2 separate regions of the Homo sapiens genome follow, and region 2 is linked to region 1. Evidence: chromatin loops called from intact Hi-C (ENCODE). Cell type or tissue: IMR-90. All regions are shown on one strand. Links, peaks and the distances in the headings refer to the core of each region. The heading gives the core; the rest is flanking DNA.

Region 1 (10,306 bases), core at 1,287-9,286:
AATTAAGATAATGAGCATAACCCTCACCTCCAAAAGTTTCTTCATGCTCTTTGATAATCCCTTCCTTCTTCCCCGCCCCTTTCCTCCTTGCCTCCTAATCCCCAAGCAACCACTAAAGATTAATCTGTATTTTCTAAAATTTCATATAAATGGAATCATAGAGTATGAGCCCTTTTTTCTGGCTTCTTTAATTCAGCATGATTATTTTGAGGTTCATCCATGTTGCTGTATATAACAGTAATTTGTTTCTTTTTATTGCTGGAGTTGTATTCTGTTGTATGGATATACCATCATTTGTTTATCAATTCATCTGTTGATAGACATTTGGGTTGTTTTCAGTTTTTTGGCTATTAAAAATAAAGCTGTCTGGGCACAGTGGCTCATACCTGTAATCCTAGCACTTTGAGAGACCAAAGTGGACAGATCATTTGAGCCCAGGAGTTTGAGACCAGCATGAGTAACACAGGAAGACCCCAACTCTATTTAAAAAAATAAAATAATAAATGAAATAAAAATATTTAATAAAATATCAAAAAATAAAGCTACTGTGAACTGTGGTAGTAAATTTATTTTTAAATTTATGTAATGTTTGCATGTCGTGACAAAATACTGCCTTTTAGTTGAAAGGAAACATTTCTTGGTACTCTGAGATGCCATGTGTGTCAGCACTAGAGATGTGTAGCAGCCATGTATCCATCATGAAAATAATTCCATTGTTTAGCATTGCACATAGCACAAAGAACTGAAGATGAATAAATTATGGTATAAAAGGAGTCATGTTAAGCTCCTAAACCATTACTACACAGGATTATGTCTAGATAATTGTGAGTGTGGTTATAAAACCATGAAAATGCCATTCATATATATATTTTTGAGATGGAGTCTCGCTCTGTCACCCAGTCTGGAGTGCAGTGGTGTGATCTTGACTCACTGCAGCCTCCGCCTCCTGGGTTCAAGCAATTCTCCTGCCTCAGCCTCTCAAGTAGCTGGGATTACAGGCGCTTGCAACCACACCCAACTCATTTTTGTATTTTTAGTAGAGACAGGGTTTCACTACATTGGCCAGGCTGGTCTCGAACTTCTGGCCTCAAGTGATCTGCCTGCTTTGTCCTCCAAAAGTGCTGGGATTACAGACCTGAGCCACTGTGTCCAGCCTAAATATCTTTGTTTGTTTGTTTGTTCGTTTTTTGAGATGGTGTCTTGCCCTGTCGGCCAGGCTGTAGTGCAGTGGTGTGATCTCAGCTCACTGCAACCCCTGCCTCCTGTGTTCAAGTGACTCTCCTGCCCTAGTCTACTGAGTAGCAGGGATTACAGGCGCCTGCCACCATGCCCAGCTAATTTTTGTGTTTTTAGTAGAGATGGGGTTTCACCATGTTGGCCAGGCTGGTCTCGAACTCCTGACCTCAAGTGATCCTCCCACCTCGGCCTCCCAAAGTGTTGGGATTACAGGTGTGAGCCACCGAGCCTGGCCCCCCATTCATAATTTCTGAAAGAGAAGTTTACCTACCAAGTAGAGATCTCAGATAGTAACCGAAAACAAAAAGGAAAGCAGAGAGGAAAGAGTTGTAGGAAATATGTTTGCAGATTTTCCCAGCTTAGAGGAGTCAGTAGATACCATTTCAATCTTCTAATTATAAATAAGGAAATTTATATTGAAATTTGAAAAATTTTTTACATGTAATCACATGTTATTCAAAACAGGAAGCATGCTTTCTGAATCATTAAAGAGAATAATTAGAAAAATATATCCTGTATAGAAAAGATAGAAAATAATTTATACAGCATGGAAATCACCTTTACTTAAAAGATTGAAAGAACTTTTAAAATTGTCTTTACTTGGCATATTTCTTGCAAGAAATTTCTTCACAGTGTTTTCAGTCTTTTCTAAATTATCTTGACTTTTATTCTTACCTTACTGAATGTGTTAATCATGAATGGATAACGCATTATAACAAGTACCTTTTTAGGTACAAGATGATATTTTGATGGAAACTTACTCTTCTTGAACATGATGACATTGATGACCTAACACTGAACCATGTTTGCATAACTAAAATAAATCCCACTGGGACTTAGTATATTATTCTTTATAGATTTGATTTACTAGCATTTTAATATTTACAGCTATATAAAAAGATTTGTCTGAGGTTTTCTTTTATGTTTACTGTGGTAGGTTTTAGTGTCAGGGCTAGCACTGTGAAACAATTGAGAAACTCTCTATCTTTCACTTCTTCATATATTCATTGGTTGGGTTCTGGAGCCAGGAAAGGGGGAAGAAATTTTAGTTGTTCTTCTCCTACTTCACTCACCTAGGACTCTGACTAAAATCAATAGTACTATAATTAAATTATATAGTTTACTGCTTAGCTAGGTTTTTTGGGGGACTAGCTTGGGAACCAAATTACCATCTCAGGCCATTTTTTTCCTTTATGAAATATCCTTAGCAAATTCTAAATAATTAATTAAAAGATATGTATTAATTAATTAAAAGATTTCTGTGTATTTCTCTCTCCCATCTTCTTCTTTCACTGCCAGCATGATCAGGTGGCTGTGTATTATACCCTGGCAGCCACCCAGCTAGTGAATTCATTTTGGCTTCTGTTACCTGGTGTTTAATCTGAGTATTTTAAATGCTAAATCTTATTAGTAAACCTGTTGAAAGCTTGGCTCTAGAAACAAAGCCTAACTCATACACTTCTGGTGAGACTTTGATACAACTTTCTGTGTGGCAATTAGGCAATTCTTTACATCATCTGTTTTTTTTTTTTTTTTTGACCCAGCACTTCTGTTCATAGAAGATAAGCTGAAAGAAATCATTGCAGATATATGGGAAGATTTAGTTCCAGTGATGCACAGTTGAAGCATCTTTTATAAATGTAAAGATGTGTAAACAACTTGAATGCTCAGCAGTAGGGAATTAGTTAAATGAATATAGATAATTTAGTAATGGAACATTAAGTAACCATAGAATGTTACTGATAAATATATGTGTGACAGTGAAAGTTGTCTGTCATATATTAAGTGAAAAAAACATTTTACAAAACTTAAAGGCCCCATAAAATCCCATTTTGAAAAATAGGTTTGTAAATGCACGCACACAGCCTGGAATTACACATACTGAAGTAAAGGTAGTGGTGATCTCTTGGGGGCATGAGATTATGGGTAACTGTTTTCTTCTTTTCTGTTAGTGTTATCAGGTTTTCTGGAATGAACATATGTTACTACTGAAATAAGGAAAAAAATCACCCTTTTTTTTAAAAAACAAATGCCAGCACACATACAATATGTAGAAATTAAGAAGTAATGCATAACTAGAAAATCATTCCAAATAAAATGATATGAACATTGAGTTTTTAATTGTGTAGTGCCTACTATCTCTGGGGACACTAAGTCTTAAGCAGAGAAACCAAACCAAATGCAGATCTCCTAGAATCCTCATCTAGAAAGATCCAAGTCTGTTCTTATCACATCTATTTTCAAAAAAAATATTTTGCCCTCGTCATGCTTGAAAGGAGTTCTTTAACTTAAAAATTTTATGTGTTCTAATTATTTCTGTTGGGTTATTTGACAGACCGCCTGGACATTAGGGCAGCCCGGATTCTTCTGGATAATGACCATTACGCCATGGAAAAATTGAAGAAAAGAGTACTGGAATACTTGGCTGTCAGACAGCTCAAAAATAACCTGAAGGGCCCAATCCTATGCTTTGTTGGCCCTCCTGGAGTTGGTAAAACAAGTGTGGGAAGATCAGTGGCCAAGACTCTAGGTCGAGAGTTCCACAGGATTGCACTTGGAGGAGTATGTGATCAGTCTGACATTCGAGGACACAGGTAGAACACTTCTCTCAGTTTAATCTCTGATTCCTCTTTCTTTTTAATTGACTAGAGCTCCCTAAAAGCTTAGGCATAGCATACATCTATTTTCCTTAAAGGGCTATGTGTGGTACCTTGAATGAAAAGGACATTTACAAGAAGTATCAGCTAGCCTAGAGCCTCTAAGCGTAATGATAAACCCAAACTAACCTTGATTTGTATGACAGTGGATACTACTCTGTGCCTCAACTTTCCTGGAATCTCATTTGAATGTAATTATAAGTTATTTATGATTGGATATTATTATGTCTTTACACTCTTTTCAACCCAGTAGCATGCCATAAATAATGATCCCTAACTCTCAGAGTTAAAAAAAGTAACTGCAATAGGGAGGGCCAATAGGAGGAGGTGAGAAGTCTTTGATAACAAACTTGTTCTGATTGCAGTCTAAACTTCCTCTTATGAAGGTTGGTTTGTATTATGAATATGAGTAATAAGGATAAATGTTAGCATAATTATTAAGGCTTATTCTTGCATTTTGGACTCACTTTCTATAAAAAAACAATAAACTGTAAGAACTGTCCCTCTAGGCTGGGCACAGTGGCTCATGCCTGTAATCCTAACACTTTGGGAGGCTGAGGTGGGTGGATTGTTTGAGCCTAACAGTTTGAGACCAGCCGGGGCAACATAGGGAAACACTTTTGTCTCTACAAAATTTATATTTAAATTTTTTAATTTTAAATTTTAATTTTTGTCTCCACAAAAATTAAAAAATTATGCAGGCACAGTGGCATGCACCTGTGGTCCCAGCTACTCAGGAGGCTGAGATGGGAGAATCATTTAGGCCTGGGAAGGTCCAGGCTGCAGTAAGCCATGATTGTCCCACTGCACGCCAGCCTGGAGACAGAGACATTATCTCAAACAAACAAACAAACAAACAACAACAAAACTGTTTCTGATTAATCTGACATTATTAGAATCAGATTTGCATGTTGCATTCATTGTTCTCACTGGTCTCTTTGTTGATCTGATGGAAATTGCCTTGGGAAAGCATGAATTTACATTTCGTGGTTTAAGGGATTCATAGCAATTGTAAGTTGTGAGAAAACATACCTATAGTGTATGTGTTAAAGAACATGTTTAAATGTAGGAACCATGAACTGCTTATAAAAGAATATGATGCTTTTTTAATATCTTGTTTTCTATGTGCCTTATTCAAAGGGATCCCTATCCATAGACAGGGATGGGAAACTGTTTCAGAAACTTTTCTATAAGAAATGGTTATTTTTATTCTCTTTTATTTGCTCACTTAAAATTCTTACGCATTTAAAAAGTATCATTACTGGCCTTGTGTAGTAGCTCATGCCTGTAATCCCAGCACTTTGGGAGGCCAAGGCAGGCAGTTGCTTGAGCTCAGGAGTTCAAGAACAGCCTGGGCAACTTGGTGACACCCCATCTCTAAAAAAATAATAATAATAAATTTTAAAAAAGACTCATCACAAGATTTTAGTAAATAAACAATGAGGCGTGCAGATCAGAGTAGAGAATTGATTTGGGTGATTTCTTCTGGCAATTTCAAAAGATATTTTTGTTGCCTAGACTTCTTATTCTTGCATGTACCACTAGAGGCTATAGTTTGCTTTCGTAAAGGAATTGGCATTTCTCTTGGACCAAACTCAAAGAAGCTGCGTCTAGGGCCTAAATCTTCTAATTTTAGCTACAGAGTAAGTATTTGATGGCATTTAGAGAGTGAGTTCGTGGAATTAATGCTATGTGAAATTGACATCATAAGCACGTGACATGTAGGTAATTTGTTCTTATTTCTTTTCACATTGGTATTGATTATTTGATAAGGCTTGGAAAGCACTTATTCAATACCTGACACACAGTGAGCATTCACTAAAAATTAGCTTTAACCATTATTTAAATTCTATTAATAAATTCTCAGGAGGACAAATTTAGATTTACAAGCTTCAGTATGAGTTTTTATAAATTTCAATCTGATTTTTTAATTGCCTTCTAAAATATTTATCCTATTCTCAGCATTATTACTTAATTTATACGGCAGAATTATGGGAAAATGCATTTTTCTGTTGCCTACTAATGGACAGTGTATAGTGTCATGGTTCTCACCACTTACAAACATCACTGGATTAAAATAAATCTCTATTTTAAATCCTTACTGACATATAAAATTTGTTCTTTTTTTCAAGTGAATATGCTTTTGTGTATGTGACTGTATTAAGAAAATTGAGTCTGAAGAAAATAAGAATTGACTTTATGGGTCTTTTGTAAAAGGAGGTTGTGTTACAATCACCATTGCCTAAAATATTTGTAAATATAACCTTTTTAGAAACGTATATATGGAGGCTGTGATTGTTGCCGAGTAAAAAGTATAAGGATTTGTTTTGTGAATCATTCTATTCAGCCTGATTTTAGATACACCTTGCTGGTAAGTGTTACTTAGCCATCAGTGTACCAGATGTTTGATTAACTACTATAGCAACCTGCCCTTGTGCTGTTGGGGACATATTACCCATCTACCCCGTGAATTATTAAAGCCTGGTGAAAAATTTTATTTCAAACCCTGTTTGGAAGCACGTGGAGAGTAGTGGGGTTCAGTTGTTGAGGAAAGGGTGAGGGCAGAGCATGCACTTAGGTCAGTTATGAATTGAAGGTGAATAGGAGGAGGAGAGAAAGAACAACCGACAATTCCAGCACAACCATGGGTGTGCCTGGGGGAACATGTGGTTCCATGTGACAGTTGAGGCATTTGGGAGACAACCCAGGTCTTGACGTTTGAGTACCGGTCACATGCTCACAGTTAGAGTTCATGAAAAGTTTTGTTTTTCCTCAGCCTTTGAGTAGGCACCACTGTTCCGCAGCCTTAGAATAGCCAAGGAAAAAGAAAGCCAGGGAAAAAGAAAGCTGCTTTGTTATTGTCCTTGCTTATCCTCTCGATTTTGCCACTCACTCTCCCTGTTTTCCCATGTGTGGAACACTTTCCTTTTGCTAAAAGTACCTGCGTATGAGAAGAAGGATGCCGATAAGTTGGGGATTGATTTTAAAAACAAGCAAAGATATGTTTTTTATGGTTAAATGATAATGAGGTGGGAGATGGGGAAGCAAAAGAGAGGCTTGCCTTAATATTTAATCTTAAACTTGGAAAATAATAGTGATCTGACTAAACATTGCCTCATTTTTGTCTGTATTGTTTTGAGTAGCTTAAAGGAAGAATAATGTTTATGCTACGTATTAACTCATTCAGTTTTTCAGTCTTTTCGATATTTCTCATTTGGATTTATCTCCATTGTGATTTTTCTGTCCACTTTGTAAGCCACAAAATACTCATTCCCTTCTATCAGTTTTAACAACTTAAATTTTTATATTTAAGTATTACATTTAAATAATTTAAGTCAATTCACACAAATATAAGGTAACTAACTTCTTTTAAGATGAAGTTTTATGAAATAATGTTTGCATAATTGTTTTTCATTTGTTCTTTGGTAAAAAGAAATAATATATTATTGTTATGATATATCTTAAATCACTGTGGATATTAACTCCTAGAAATACTTTACCAGCTGTTTACTTAGATAATAAAATTATATTATTGCAAGAAATCCTTGTCTCAACTTTCAAACAAGATGAGAAGAAAAATGAACTTGTGATTTCCACATTGATACATTTTCATATGCAACCTGAAATGGTAAAGTTATAAATAAACTATTTCATTATTAGTTTCTACAAGGGAAAAATAACTGAAGCAGCAAGCTTCTAATGTATTTTTTTAGCATAGTGTACCAGATATATTATGGTTTGCCCACTATCCTTTCAACTTACATTTGCATGTAGCTCTTCTTTGCCTCTCCAAAACTTAGGTTTATTTTAAGGCCTCAACCCAAGGCTTCCTCCATTAATGTAAGTGCAGTCAGTTATGATTTCACTCTTCTCTAAACTGACCACCTATTGTGCTCCTTTATCGAATACGGGCCTCTGGCATTTCTACCATACAACTGTGGAGATGAAACATAAATACGTTTATAAAAAGTACAAGCTTTCTCAGGCAGGGGATTTATCGTCTATCTCCTTTATGTACCCCATGATGCTTATTTAACATGGTGCTAAATGTGGTGAGCGCTCTCTGGGTGTTTTGTGAATTCATGTAAGATTAAAACATAATATTTTGGAAGTTATGCAACCCTTTAGACGAGTACACCCATACAAATTAGTCTATAAAAAGATTTAGGAATGACTACCAGAAGAATAATTGCATTTGTTTAGACATGCTATTATACATTAAAATCCCAGTTTCTTAAAGACTGTTTTTCTTTTTGAGATCATTAGGATCTTTTTTAAACTGATTCCTTTTTCCAGTTTGAGATACACACACACACCCACACACCCACCCACACCCACACCCACACATCCACACACCCTTGGTAGAAAATGTGAAAAATAAGGGGAAAAAATCCTCATGTTTTTCTACCGTACAAAGATAATCACTGTTAACATTTGTTTTGTTCTGCCAGACTTATCATTGGATTTTAAGTAACAGAATTGTAATCCTGTCATTTTCACTTAACATTGTAACACTTAAACTCTTTTCTATTCCAAATTCTTTGTAAATTTTATTTTAACAGTTTGCATTATAGCCTGCGGGAGCCGAGCCCTTTAATTGAATAGGTAGGAAGAGTGGATGGTGAAATGCCTATATTTTTCTCTCTTGTCTGCTATAAAAGACATTTGCAAAAGTTGCTTCCATGAGGCAGAAATTGAAATGGGACTCAAATTCAGGTGTACTGAATTCTGCTCTTGTGCTTTTTCCAGGAAACCAGAAGTAAACTTTAAGTAGCTGTTGCTAATAATGATGAGCATCACTGGAAAGCTCACTGTGTGCCAGGGACCGTGCTGTGTGCTTTGCCTGTGTTCTCTCATGATCCTTATATTAATATAACCCACCAGGTTGACACTATTTTCCCCATCTTATAGGTGAGGAAACTGAGGCTTAGGTCAAGTAATTTGCCCAAAATAGTATTCAGAGGCTTGTACTGTGTTACCTTTAGAGTGCTGATGGAAAGATGCTTTGAGTGCTGGCACGGTGGATCTGGTGGGGAACAATCTTACAGCTCTATATCTAGCCTCTACTCTGTGGTAAGACCCCGTCTCTGTCATAAAAGTGCTCACTGGCTCTATAGAGGAGGTTATTATACCCATGAATAAAAACTAGGTTGTAAGTAACCATCAGATGAGTTATGGGGCCAGTAAGTGCTGTAGACATTGCATTATTAGAGCGATCCCTTTGTGAGAGGTAGTCAGAAAAAGTTTCTTAGAATTGTTGGGATTTACGTAGCAGGAAGAGGAGTATTAAGGGCAGGAAGGCACCATATTTTTAAGAAAGGTAAAAATTTTTAAGGGGCGTAATAGTATCTTGATTGTGGTTGAAGCAAGAAAGTAATGGCAGCAAGTTGGGAAGATGAATGGGAGCTGGATTGTGAAAAGCCTCGAACTCCAGACAAAGGAATTTGAACCTTATTCTGTAGGCTCTGGGAAGCAATGGAAAGTGTAAGAGGAATTGCTTATATACAGTGTGAGTAGAATCTAGGATTCCAATTTTTTTAGAAAGGGTGCCTACCTAGAATATTATTTTCTCTCTGTGACTTCAGGTGTAGAATTGTCAGTACTTGTTTTTGAAGTTTACTCATCAAAAAAGGAAAGGCAAATAAATAACTGCAGCAAAAAATGACCCATTAGAGCCTTTGAGATTCTTTAAAAAAATTCCCTTCCCTACCACTCTTAAAAATCAGAGTAATGGCAAATCTGTAAGTTCTCTAGAAAAATAATTGGAAAGAATTTATAAATTCTGAGTCTCGTCTTTCCTGTATCTGATTCTGAAATCTTGAATGTGCTAATTCCTTATATTAACAGGACAATGTTTATTGCCTTTGCTTCCCTGTGCCTTAGTCACCTTTCCCGGATGAAAGGCATTCCCATGATATTTTTAAGGCTTGCTTGCCTTTTCAAAGTTCACTCTGTTTATTCTGTCCTACTTTATACCAGTCATGTGGCAGAAATCAGGCCTGCTCTGTGAATCGGCTTTGTGCAGATCATGAGGTAACTGTGGCTGTTCCACTTGTCATTGATCATTTTCTTCTCGGCAGTCAGGCTTTTATGCCTTTTCAGAGACAGCATTTGCTTTGCACAACATAGACAGCAGGGTTATAATTAAAATTAGTAAATTGCTGCTTTAAGTTTTGCTGGCTTTGTAAAAAAGACACCTTTTTTGGTTTGATAAACTTATGTGTTTTTATTTCATGCCACACTCTACATCTGTCATAATTATGTGGGTGATTCTTGTCCAAATACAATAAAGCAGGCTCTCACATTTTAACGTTCAACAAAATACCTGGCTGGCTGAACGTGGTTATTGCCAATTAGTGCATATGGGATGAATACAGTTTTGTTCAAAAGGACAGAATAATGGAATTCTGATA
Region 2 (10,306 bases), core at 1,357-9,356, 49 kb after region 1:
TATTCAACCTGAGATTTGCTGACAGTTCGTTCTGTGTTGCTGTAACAGAATACCACAGACTGGGTAATTTTAAATGAGCAGAAATGTATTGGTTCACAGTTCTGGAGGCTGAAGAGTCCAATGTCAAGGTGCCAGCTTCTGACAGGAACCTTCTTGCTGCATCTTCACATGGCAGAAGGGCAAAGAAAGAGAAGGGGGCCTGAACTCACTCTTTTATAAGGATATCAGTCTCACCCATAAGGGCAGAATCTTCAGGAACCTAAGAGCAACTTGTTACTTCATGGCCTACTGACCTCTTAAAAGTCTCACTACTTAATATTGTTACAATGGCAGTTAAATTTCAACATGAATTTTGAAGGGGACAAACATTTAAACCATAGCACTGACTTTCTTGAATTTGTATACTCTTTTATTGGTTTTGGAAAGATTTTGGCCATTATCTTTTCAAATATTCTTCCCATTTTTTTACTCTTCCTTCTGGGATTCTGAGAAGAGAGCCCTTCACTGTCTCTTATCCTCCTTTCTATTTTTTTTTTGTTTGTTAATTTTTCTCTCTCATTCAGTTTAGATATTTTCTGTTGCCCTGTATTCCAGTTTGTTATTGCTTTCTTCTATTTTTTTGTGGTCTGCTATTAAGCCTATGAAGTTCTTAATTACCATATTGTAATTTTTTTTTTTTTTTTTTTTTACTTTTAGAATGGCCACTGGATATTTTTTTTTTCTTTCTTTAAGACAGAGTCTCACTCTGTCACCCAGGCTAAAGTGCAGTGGCACGATTTTGGCTTACTGCAACCTTTGCCTCCTGGATTCAAGCGATTCTGATGTCTCAGCCTCCTGAGTAGCTGGGATTACAGGCGTGTACCACCATACCCAGCTAATTTTGTATTTTTAGTAGAGACGGGGTTTCACCGTGTTGGCCAGGCTGGTCTCGAACTCCTTACCTTAGGTGATCTGCCCTCCTCTGCCTGCCAAAGTGCAAAGTGCTGGGATTACAGGCATGAGCCACCGCGCCCAGCCCATTGGATTCTTTTTTTTTTTTTTTTTTTTTGAGACGGAGTCTCGCCCTGTTGCTCAGGCTGGCATGCAGTGGCGTGACCTTGGCTAACTGCAACCTTCACCTCCCAGGTTCAAGTGATTCTCTTGCTTCAGCCTCCCGAGTAGCTGGGATTACAGGCGCCCGCCACCACACCCGACCAATTTTTGTATTTTTAGTAGAGACGGGGTTTCACCATGTTGGCCAGGCTGGTCTTGAACTCCTGACCTCAAGTGATCCACCCACCTTGGCCTCCCAAAGTGCTGGGATTACAGGCATGGGCCACCACACCCGGCCAGGATTCTTTGTATATATATGGACTCCAATAGATTCTCCATTGATATTTTCTATCTTTTTATCTATTTAATCCCTCCTTTTCCCTATTTTCTTGGACATGCTAGTCATTATTTTGAAAATCTCTACCTTAACACTCCATTATCTGATTCAGTTATGTTTGGTGTTTGTTTTGTTTGTATTACCTTTTTTTCCCCCTTGATTTCTAGTTTTTTGTTCTGTTTTTTAGCATTTCTTGTATTTTTTTACTGGATGCCAGACATTGGATGAAAAATACAAGGGCTGTAACTATTATCCTCTGAAAAGTGTTACATTTTCTTCTGATTGGTAACTACAGTACCAACCTGTCACTCTGTCCTGTCAAGGCTGAGTTTTAGGCTTTGTCAGGACTCGTCAATTTCAGTTTGGGTCTTATTACTGGGATACAGTCTTTATTTTTATTATGTGGTACTCCCAGGATGTAGTTCTTATTCCTTCGTGGGTGACCCTTACTTCTAGAGCATGATCTTTCTGAGTTCTCACATGAAAATCCAATCAGGTCTTTAGCATCCTGGCTTCTCCTTTCTCCTGGGTTTCTAAAAGACTCACCCTGAATACATTCAACTTAGGAGTTAGTCAACAGCTTGAGGGGGATTTAAGTGCAGATTTTTGAGATCCTTCTTTTTGGTTTCTTCCTTTATTGGGATTTTGCCAATGAAGTCCCAGTTGCTTTGACAACCTCTAATTTTCAGAATTACTTTTGACTAAATGTTTTATGATTCTAAACATACCATCTACTCTGTCAATTCTGAATTATGGTGATACTCAATTCTACCTCAAATCCCAAAGAAAAGAGGGGGAAAAAACAACAAAACTAAGAAGAAACATTGCTTTTGTTTTGTAGCTTTAGGCTTCTACCTATATAATTGACTATTATAAAATCTCATTTGAGTAGGATCTTTAGTAGCCACCTACTTTGACTGTGATTTGATTTATAAATCCCTTCACAACATTCCTCAGTAAACACCATGCTTTGCCTGTTTGACTTGGTTAACAGACATGTCTTTATAAACTTGGCTATCCATTTTCCAGTCTGTAGGAAAAGAGAAGCTGTAAGTTGGAGAAAAGGCTAGTGGTTGGGTGGTGAGTCATAAGCAATAAGATTTGATGTCAGTGATGACAGGCCTGTCCTCTTATGATAGATTCCTTGAGCCCCCTGCTGACCACAAAGCTTTGGCTGGCTAGACCACAAGTCTGTCTCCCTCAATGACAATTTTTGTAGCTCAATATGGATCCTATTTTGTGTGAGTTGCATTTGGAGATTTGTTGTTTATCTGCTGTATTTGCCTTAGGTGGGACAGTGAAATCAACCTAATGTAGTGGAAGGAAGTAGGTATTACATCCTTAATTCCTTGATATACATCCTTTTATTATGTGGTACTCCCGGGATGTGGTTTTTCAGATTTGGAGAAGAATAGTTAAAAAAAAAAAATGCAGAAAGGATCAAAAGCACTTGATTCTCTCGCAGGGACAGCTTCCTGTTTTGGTTGAGGAAGGAGCTGCACTTAAAATAACTAGCATAAAGCATGCTTAGGGCTTGCTTTCCAGACAACCTCAATTTAAAATGCATCAAAAGCCAGGTGTGGTGGCTAACATCTGTAATCCCAGCACTTTGGGAGGCTGAAGAGGGCAGATCACTTGAGGTCAGGAGTTTGAGACCAGCCTGGCCAACATGGTGAAACCCCATCTCTTCTAAAAATACAAAAATTAGCTGGGCGTGGTGGCACACACCTGTAGTCCCAGCTACTTGGGAGGCTGAGATGGGAGGATCATTTGAACCTGGGAGGCGGGGATTGCAGTGAGCCGAGATCACACCACAGCACTCTAGCCTGGGCAACAGAGCAAGACTCTGCCTCAAAAAAAGAAAGAAAATAAAATTCATCAAAATAAAATATTTGAATTTTACAGCACTAGTTCTTTTCATTCATTGACTTTCATTCTCCCACTTTACCACACCTTTAACTATTGGCAAGAATGTGGTGAGTGGGAGAAAGGTATCCTGCCACGTAAGCAAGTATACCTAGAGCCAAGGGGTCAGAGTGTCACAGAGGAGAGCCACATGCTGATGGGCTTGTGTTCGTTCCCACTCACTGACTATGCAAGCGCCTCTTCTCTTAGCCTTTCTCAGGATGCAGTTCTCCAGGAGGAATCAGCCTTCTGTTGGGCTGCTTTCAGAGCTCTTTGTTGTGGCTTCCTGCCATTGACTTTGCAAGCCCTAAGCATGCTTTATGCTAGTTATTTTAAGTGCAGCTCCTTCCTCAACCAAAACAGGAAGCTGGCTCTGCAAGAGAATCAAGTGCTTTTGATCCTTTCAGCTTTTTTTTTTTTTGACTATTCTTCTCCAAATCTGAAACATATCCATTCTCGTCTACGGCCATGAGTGCATTTATGTTAACAGAAAATGCTAAATTTAATGTTTAGAAAGTAACCTCTGTGGCCAGACATGGTGACTAATGCCTGTAATCCTGGCACTTTGGGAGGCCGAGGCAGGCAGATCACTTGAGGCCAGGAGTTCGAGACCAGCCTGGCCAACACAGTGAAACCCTGTCTCTACTAAAAATAGAAAAAATTAGTTGGGCATGGTGGTGGGTGCCTGTAATCTCAGCTACTTGGGAGGGTGAGGCAGGAGAATCACTTGAGCCCAAGAGGTGGAGGTCGCAGTGAGCCAAAAATCAAGCCACTGCACTCTAGCCTGGATGACAGAGCAAGACTCTCTCAAAAAAAATAAAAAGTAACCTCTGTGCTTTGTGTAACTTTTTGCTAAATTCCTGTCTTTGTCTTCTTGGAACAGTCTTCTACTTGTTACAGGATCTTCCTATCTTTTGGATTTTATATTAGTTTTAATATAAAATTAATATAGTTTTATATTATATAGCCCACTGACATGGCTGTTAGCTGACCTCAGTTCCTTGCTGACTTGGCCAGAGCCTTCAGTTTCTTATCTCTGGTAAGAGGTAATGTGTCTCTCCCTAGGGCAAGGCTGTGACAGCTGGCTTCTCCCAGAGGGAATGATGTGTGAGAGAAGCAGGGAGAGTAAGAATCAAGACAAAACTGCAGTCTTTTATACCCATCACTATTGCCATATTCTCTTGGTCACACAGCCCAACCCTGGTATGATATGGGAGGCACTAACTCCATGGGGATGGGATATCTGGGCACCATCTTGAAGGCTAGCTGACACAGATTATTTTTTGTGCGTGTGCCTGTAAGAATTTTTTGGCCAGGCGTGGTGGCTCACGCCTTTAATCCCAGCACTTTGGGAGGGCGAGGTGGGTGGGTCACGAGGTCAGGAGTTCAAGACCAGCCTGGCCAAGATGGTGAAACCCCATCTCTACTGAAATACAAAAATTAGCCAGGCATGGTGGCAGGGGCCTGTAATCTCAACTACTCGGGAGGCTGAGGCAGGAGAATCGCTTGAACTTGGGGGGCGGAGGTTGCAGTGAGCCGAGATCACGCCACTGCACTCTAGCCTGGGCAGCAGAGTAAGACTCTGTCTCAAAAAAAAAAAAAAAAAAAAGAATTTTTCTAAGCCCGCATTGAAGTTTATACTGTAGAATATCCATCAAACTTGAGCTGATTTCTTATCAAAGACCCAGGTTGCACAGATAGGGGTTAGAAGTTTGGATTCGGTTTTGCATTTTCAGTATTTAAAGTCTTGTTTCATCTTGTTCATTCTTACCTTTCCTTTGATTGTATTAGTAGCTCAGGACAAATAAGAATTTATAATTTTCCAAGGAACTAAGGTTGCTGTTGAGGAATATGGGTTTCAGAGACAAGAGTTTAGGCACTGGCTCATTGGTACTAAGCTTCAGGGGTTTGTAGTGTTGTTAGAGCTAATTGGATTTTACAAATAAGCCAAGATTATTAAAAAAAAAAAATAGATCTAGAGAGTAACACTTTCTGTGCTAAATCCATTGCATTTGATGGGATACTAGGCAGTATGCTATGTCCAAACTTCTAAAATCAGGCGGTGGTCTAACGTTGAGGTGAAAATATCATGTTGGTATATACTGCCAATATCATGAAGATATACTAAATATTATTTTCTGAGTCTGACATTTACACTGATTTACTGATTTATCCCTCATCAATATTGGCCTGGTTTAAGAGAGACTTGTTTGCCTGTACAGACCGGGAGGAAGCTTCAATGAAGGCAAAAATCTAACTATAATAGGAGCCAAACATTTGTTATTTGAATTCCAATTGGGGACAGGAAAATAAAATATTATCAAATAATTATAAAGTCATCATTCTGTTAAATGAATCATATAGGAAAATGCATTGACCTTAAAACAGAGTCTGGCTCTGTTACCCGGACTGGAGTGGAGTGGCCTGGTTTCAACTTGCTGCAACCTCCACCTCACGGGCTTAAGCTGTCCTCCCACCTCAGTCCCTAGAGTAGCTGGGACCACAGGTTTTGCCATGTTGCTCAGGCTGTTCTCAAACTCCTGAGCTCAAGAAATCCACCTGTCTCAGCCTCCTGAAGTGCTGGGATTACAGGCGTGAGCCACCGCGCCCGGCCTGCAGTGACCTTTGGTTGTCATTGTTATACATTATCAAAACAAACTCAAGTTACAAGAGTATTAAAGCAATACTTAATGGTTTTAAAAAAAATATTACAAAAGGTCTCTGCATTTTAACTACTCATCTAAATAATTGTCTAGGAATATTTTCTGAATCTCTAATACAGGAAATGAGATTTATTAATACATAAAACCCACTGAAAACAGGGGTGCAAACTTTCTTGTCTGGTACTAAAGATGGATTCCTATGTTTTGGGCCCTTGTTTATACCAGTTTATTCAATCAGTGAGTCAGCTAGCATTTACTGAATAGTCATATGCGTTGCTTAATGATGGGGATAATGTTCTGAGAAGTGCATCCCTGGGAAATTTTGTCATTGTGGAAACATCATAGAGTGTACTTACACAAACCTAGATGGTATAGCTTTCTACACACCTAGGCTATATGGTATAGCCTGTTAATCCTAGGCTATAAACTTCTACAGCATGTGACTATACTGAATACTGTAGGCAATTATAACAGAGTGGTATTTGTATATCTAAACAACAGATGAACAATAAAGAAAAAATAAACAACAAATAAAAGCTGGTACTTCTGTATAAAGGCACTTACCATGAATGGAGTTGCAGGACTGGAAGTAGCTCTGCGTGAGTCAGCAAGTGAGTGGGAGTGAATGTGAAAGCCTAGGACATTACTGTGTATATACTACTATAGACTTATTAACACTGTACACTTAGCCTGTATTTTTTAATTTTTTTCTTTTTTTTTTTTTACTTCTTTTTCTTTTTTTGAGACAGGCTGTGTTGCTCAGGCTGGTCTTGAACTCTTGGGCTCAAGTGATCCTTCTACCTCATCCTCCTAAGTAGCTGGGATTACAGGTGTGTGCCACCACACCCAGCTTTTTAAAACTTTTCAAATCTTTTATAATAACACTCAGCTTAAAACACAAATACACTGTATAGCTATACAAAAAATATTTTTACCCCATTTATGCCTAGTGCTCCATTATTGGAACACTAAGCTTGTGGGAGTTATTTATATCCTACTGCTCAAGGTCATTGCCAAGGTCTGATTTTTCACAAAAAAAAATTCACAACTTCTGGCATAAATGGGTTAATATCCTTACTGTATATAAGCTTTTTTAAAAATTGTTTTACTTTTTAAACTTCTTTGTTAAAAGCAAAGACACAGACACACATTAGCCCAGTCCTGAACTAGGTCAGGATCTTCAGTTTCACTGTCTTCCACTTCCACATCTTGGCCCACTGGAAGGTCTTCAGAGGCAGTAACATGCATGGATAACAGTGCCTTCTACCTTCTGAAGGACCTGCCTGAGGCTGTTTTACAGTTAACTTCTTTTTTACAGAAGGGAGTACACTCTAAAATAATGATGAAAAGCATAGTATAGTCCAGGCACGATAGTGTGTGCCTGTAGTCCCAGCTACTCAGGAGGCTGAGGCAGGAAGATTGCTTGAACCCATGAGTTCAAGACCAGTCTGGGCAACATAGCGAGACTCCACCTCTAAAAATATATATAAGAATAAAAAATTTTTTTTAAATGAAGCATAGTAAGTACATAAACCAATAACATAGTCACTCACTATGACTATGAAGTATTATGTACTGTATGTAATTGTACGTGCTGTGCATTTATACAGCTGGCAGCACAATAGGTTTGTGTACACCAAGCATCACCACAAAGATTTGGGTAATGCATTCCATTGCCCTAACGGGGCTACAACATCACTAGGCAATAGGAATCTTTCAGGTCCGTTGTTGTCTTCTGGGACTTCTGTCATATATGTGGTCTGCCTTTGACCAAAATGTTGTTATGCAGTGCGTGACTATACCCACTATATGTTCAAGTTCTAAATTGGATTCTGGGAAGCTGATTAAAGAGAAAATAATGTGTAGTCTATTGGAAGAGGTAGATAAACAATTTTTAAGTGAAATAATTGCTAATTTTTAACCTCTGTGGAGGCACTGAACTGATCATTGAAAGCTCTATTTTACTTACTAAAGATATGGTAGCTTATAAAAATTACTTATAGTAAATGGACATGAAAAGGTCATTTGCTTACATCTCTAAATTCATTTTGATGGAAAAATAGTGGAAAAATGTTTGCAGATACCCTTTTGTTTGTTTGTTTTTTTCATAATAGATAATTGCCACTAAAATTGAAGAATGGCCAGGTCCGTTGGCTCATGCCTGTAATCCCAGCACTTTGGGAGGCCAAGGCGGGTGGATTACTTAAGCTCAGGAGTTCAAGATTAACCTGGCCAACATGGCAAAACCCCGTCTCTACTAAAAATACAAAAAATTAGCCAGGTGTGGTGGTGCACACGCCTGTTGTCCCAGCTACTTGGGTGACTGAGGCATGAGAATCACATGAGCCTGGGAGGCGGAGGTTGCAGTGAGCTGAGATTGTGCCACTGCACTCCAGCCTGGGCAACAGGTGAGACTCTGTCTCCAAAAAAAAAAAAAAACAACTAAAATTGAAAAATACCTCACAGTCATAACTTCCATCTGTATCTCAGTGGTTATTATGTAGAAATGTTCAGTAGGTAAACTTGAAAGAAAATGTATTTGGTAATCGTAAGGTTGTGTTGCCACCCCCAAAATAATGAAGAAAATACCAACAGAAAGAAAAAGGATTTATTGCTGGCCTGAAGGTTCTTCTGGGCATTTGATCTACAGATTTCTCCATTATAGCTAGTTCCTTTAAAAAAATAAAAAACATTGAAAATATGCAGACCCAAATGCCTTGGCAGCCCTGGTCAGTAACTTGAATCTCAGTTGCACTTAGCACAATTCCTCTGGCTGGGAAGATGTTGTTTTGGAAAAGATTAACCTGAAATGACAGCACGAATTATACAGTTGGAAATACTCAGGTTTTTCTGATTTTTTTCAAAAGATACTTTGCTTTTCCTTTTCTGCCTTACCATGGGAAGGTCCTTAGATGCATCATATCCTTGTCAGTTTAGCCTTGTGACACATATTTCTGCAATTTTGTGCAATAAGAAAGCCACTCGAAATCTCAGCATTTCATGTCACTTTTAAAGTAGGCTCAGTTAAAACAAAACCACTTGATTGTTTGTATAACCACAACCATATGTGTCTTTCTCTCCATGCTTAAACAAGGTCTGAAATCGTGTGTCAAACAGTTGAGATGTAAACATCTCCTCCTCACACATAACCCCTCTGCCATGTTGTTATTTATATCCCCAGTAACACACTTCTTGTCCCTGACACAAGTACAGCCGTCTCCACATTCCATTTTGCTCCTACTCCATCAGCTTGCAAGAAAAATTTTAATCATTCAAAAATAATTGTTACATAATTACTTTTCACTGATTAAAAATATTTGTTTACTTGACAAAATTAGCATTAAAAACAGTAATTCTTTGGCAGATTAATAAGTATTTTGATGATTTGTCATTTTTCACAGATGTTGATAAAATTTAAGAATTACATAGCCGAAATTTGGTCTAATTCAACAAACCACAATTGACTCTTTTGGTAAGGCCCTATGACGAATGGTATGGGAGAGTGGAGTTTATCCAATCTGACTTTCATTTTATTGATACGGAAACTGGGGCCCCATTTGTTCTTTTTTTTAATTGCTACATAATATACATATTTATGGGGTATAGTGTGATGTTTCAGTACATGTATACATTGTGTAAAAATCAAATCAGGCTGTTTAGCATATCTGTCACCTCATATATTTATCATTTCTTTGTGGTAAGTATATTTAAAATTCTCTATTCTAGCTATTTTGAAATATACAATACTGTTAACCATAGTCACTGTGCAATAGAACAGTGGTCCCCAACCTTTTTGGCACCAGGGACCAATTTCATGGGAGACAGTTTTTCCACGGACCTGTGGGGTGGTGGTTTCAGGATAAAACTCTTCCACCTCGGATCATCAGCATTAGATTCTCATAAGGAGCACCCACCCTACATCCCTCACATGCACAGTTCATAATTCACAATAGAGTTTGAGCTCCTATGAGAATCTAATGCCGCTGCTGATCTGACCGGAGGCGGTGCTCAGGCCGTAATGCTTGCCCACCCGCTGCTCACCTCCTCCTGACAGGCCATGGACTGGTACTGACCAGTCCACAGCCTAGGGTTTGGGGACCCCTGCAGTAGAACACCAGAACTTATTCCTCCTATTTATCTGCAATTTTGTACCCATTGACCAATCTCTCCCCATCCCCACTATCTCTCCCCTTGCCAGTCTCTTGTAACCACTGTTCTACTCTCTGTTTCTGTAAGATCAACTTCTTTAGATTCCACATATAAGTGAGATCATGCAGTATTTGTCTTTTGGTGCCTGGCTAATTTCACTTAATATAATGTCCTCCAGGTTCAACCATGTTGCCACATGTGACAGGATTTTATTCTTTTT

Evidence for each region. Peaks named below come from ENCODE experiments on the same cell type or tissue, not always from the same donor. Only the 100,000 strongest peaks of a DNase experiment are listed, where the experiment ranks them.
Region 2: it touches region 1 in a loop (4-fold over the local background); 5 of 110 quality-filtered maps call a loop at or near these places.

What each region holds. Positions count from the first base shown.
Region 1 is chr16:48,266,445-48,276,750 of GRCh38, forward strand. It overlaps LONP2 (lon peptidase 2, peroxisomal), which reads left to right. Exons shown (of 15, transcript NM_031490.5): 7 at 3,572-3,830. Among named protein-coding and RNA genes, the nearest start is that of ABCC11, 24 kb to the left of the region's middle. In IMR-90, for the core only: a CTCF peak has its summit at 5,409; no DNase peak of the experiment used is centred there.
Region 2 is chr16:48,315,297-48,325,602 of GRCh38, forward strand. The region is part of intron 11 of LONP2 (lon peptidase 2, peroxisomal); the gene reads left to right. Among named protein-coding and RNA genes, the nearest start is that of SIAH1, 65 kb to the right of the region's middle. RefSeq lists an enhancer at 3,905-4,527. In IMR-90, for the core only: a CTCF peak has its summit at 2,672; DNase peaks (open chromatin) are centred at 2,455, 6,215, 6,545 and 9,005; H3K27ac peaks cover 1,541 bases.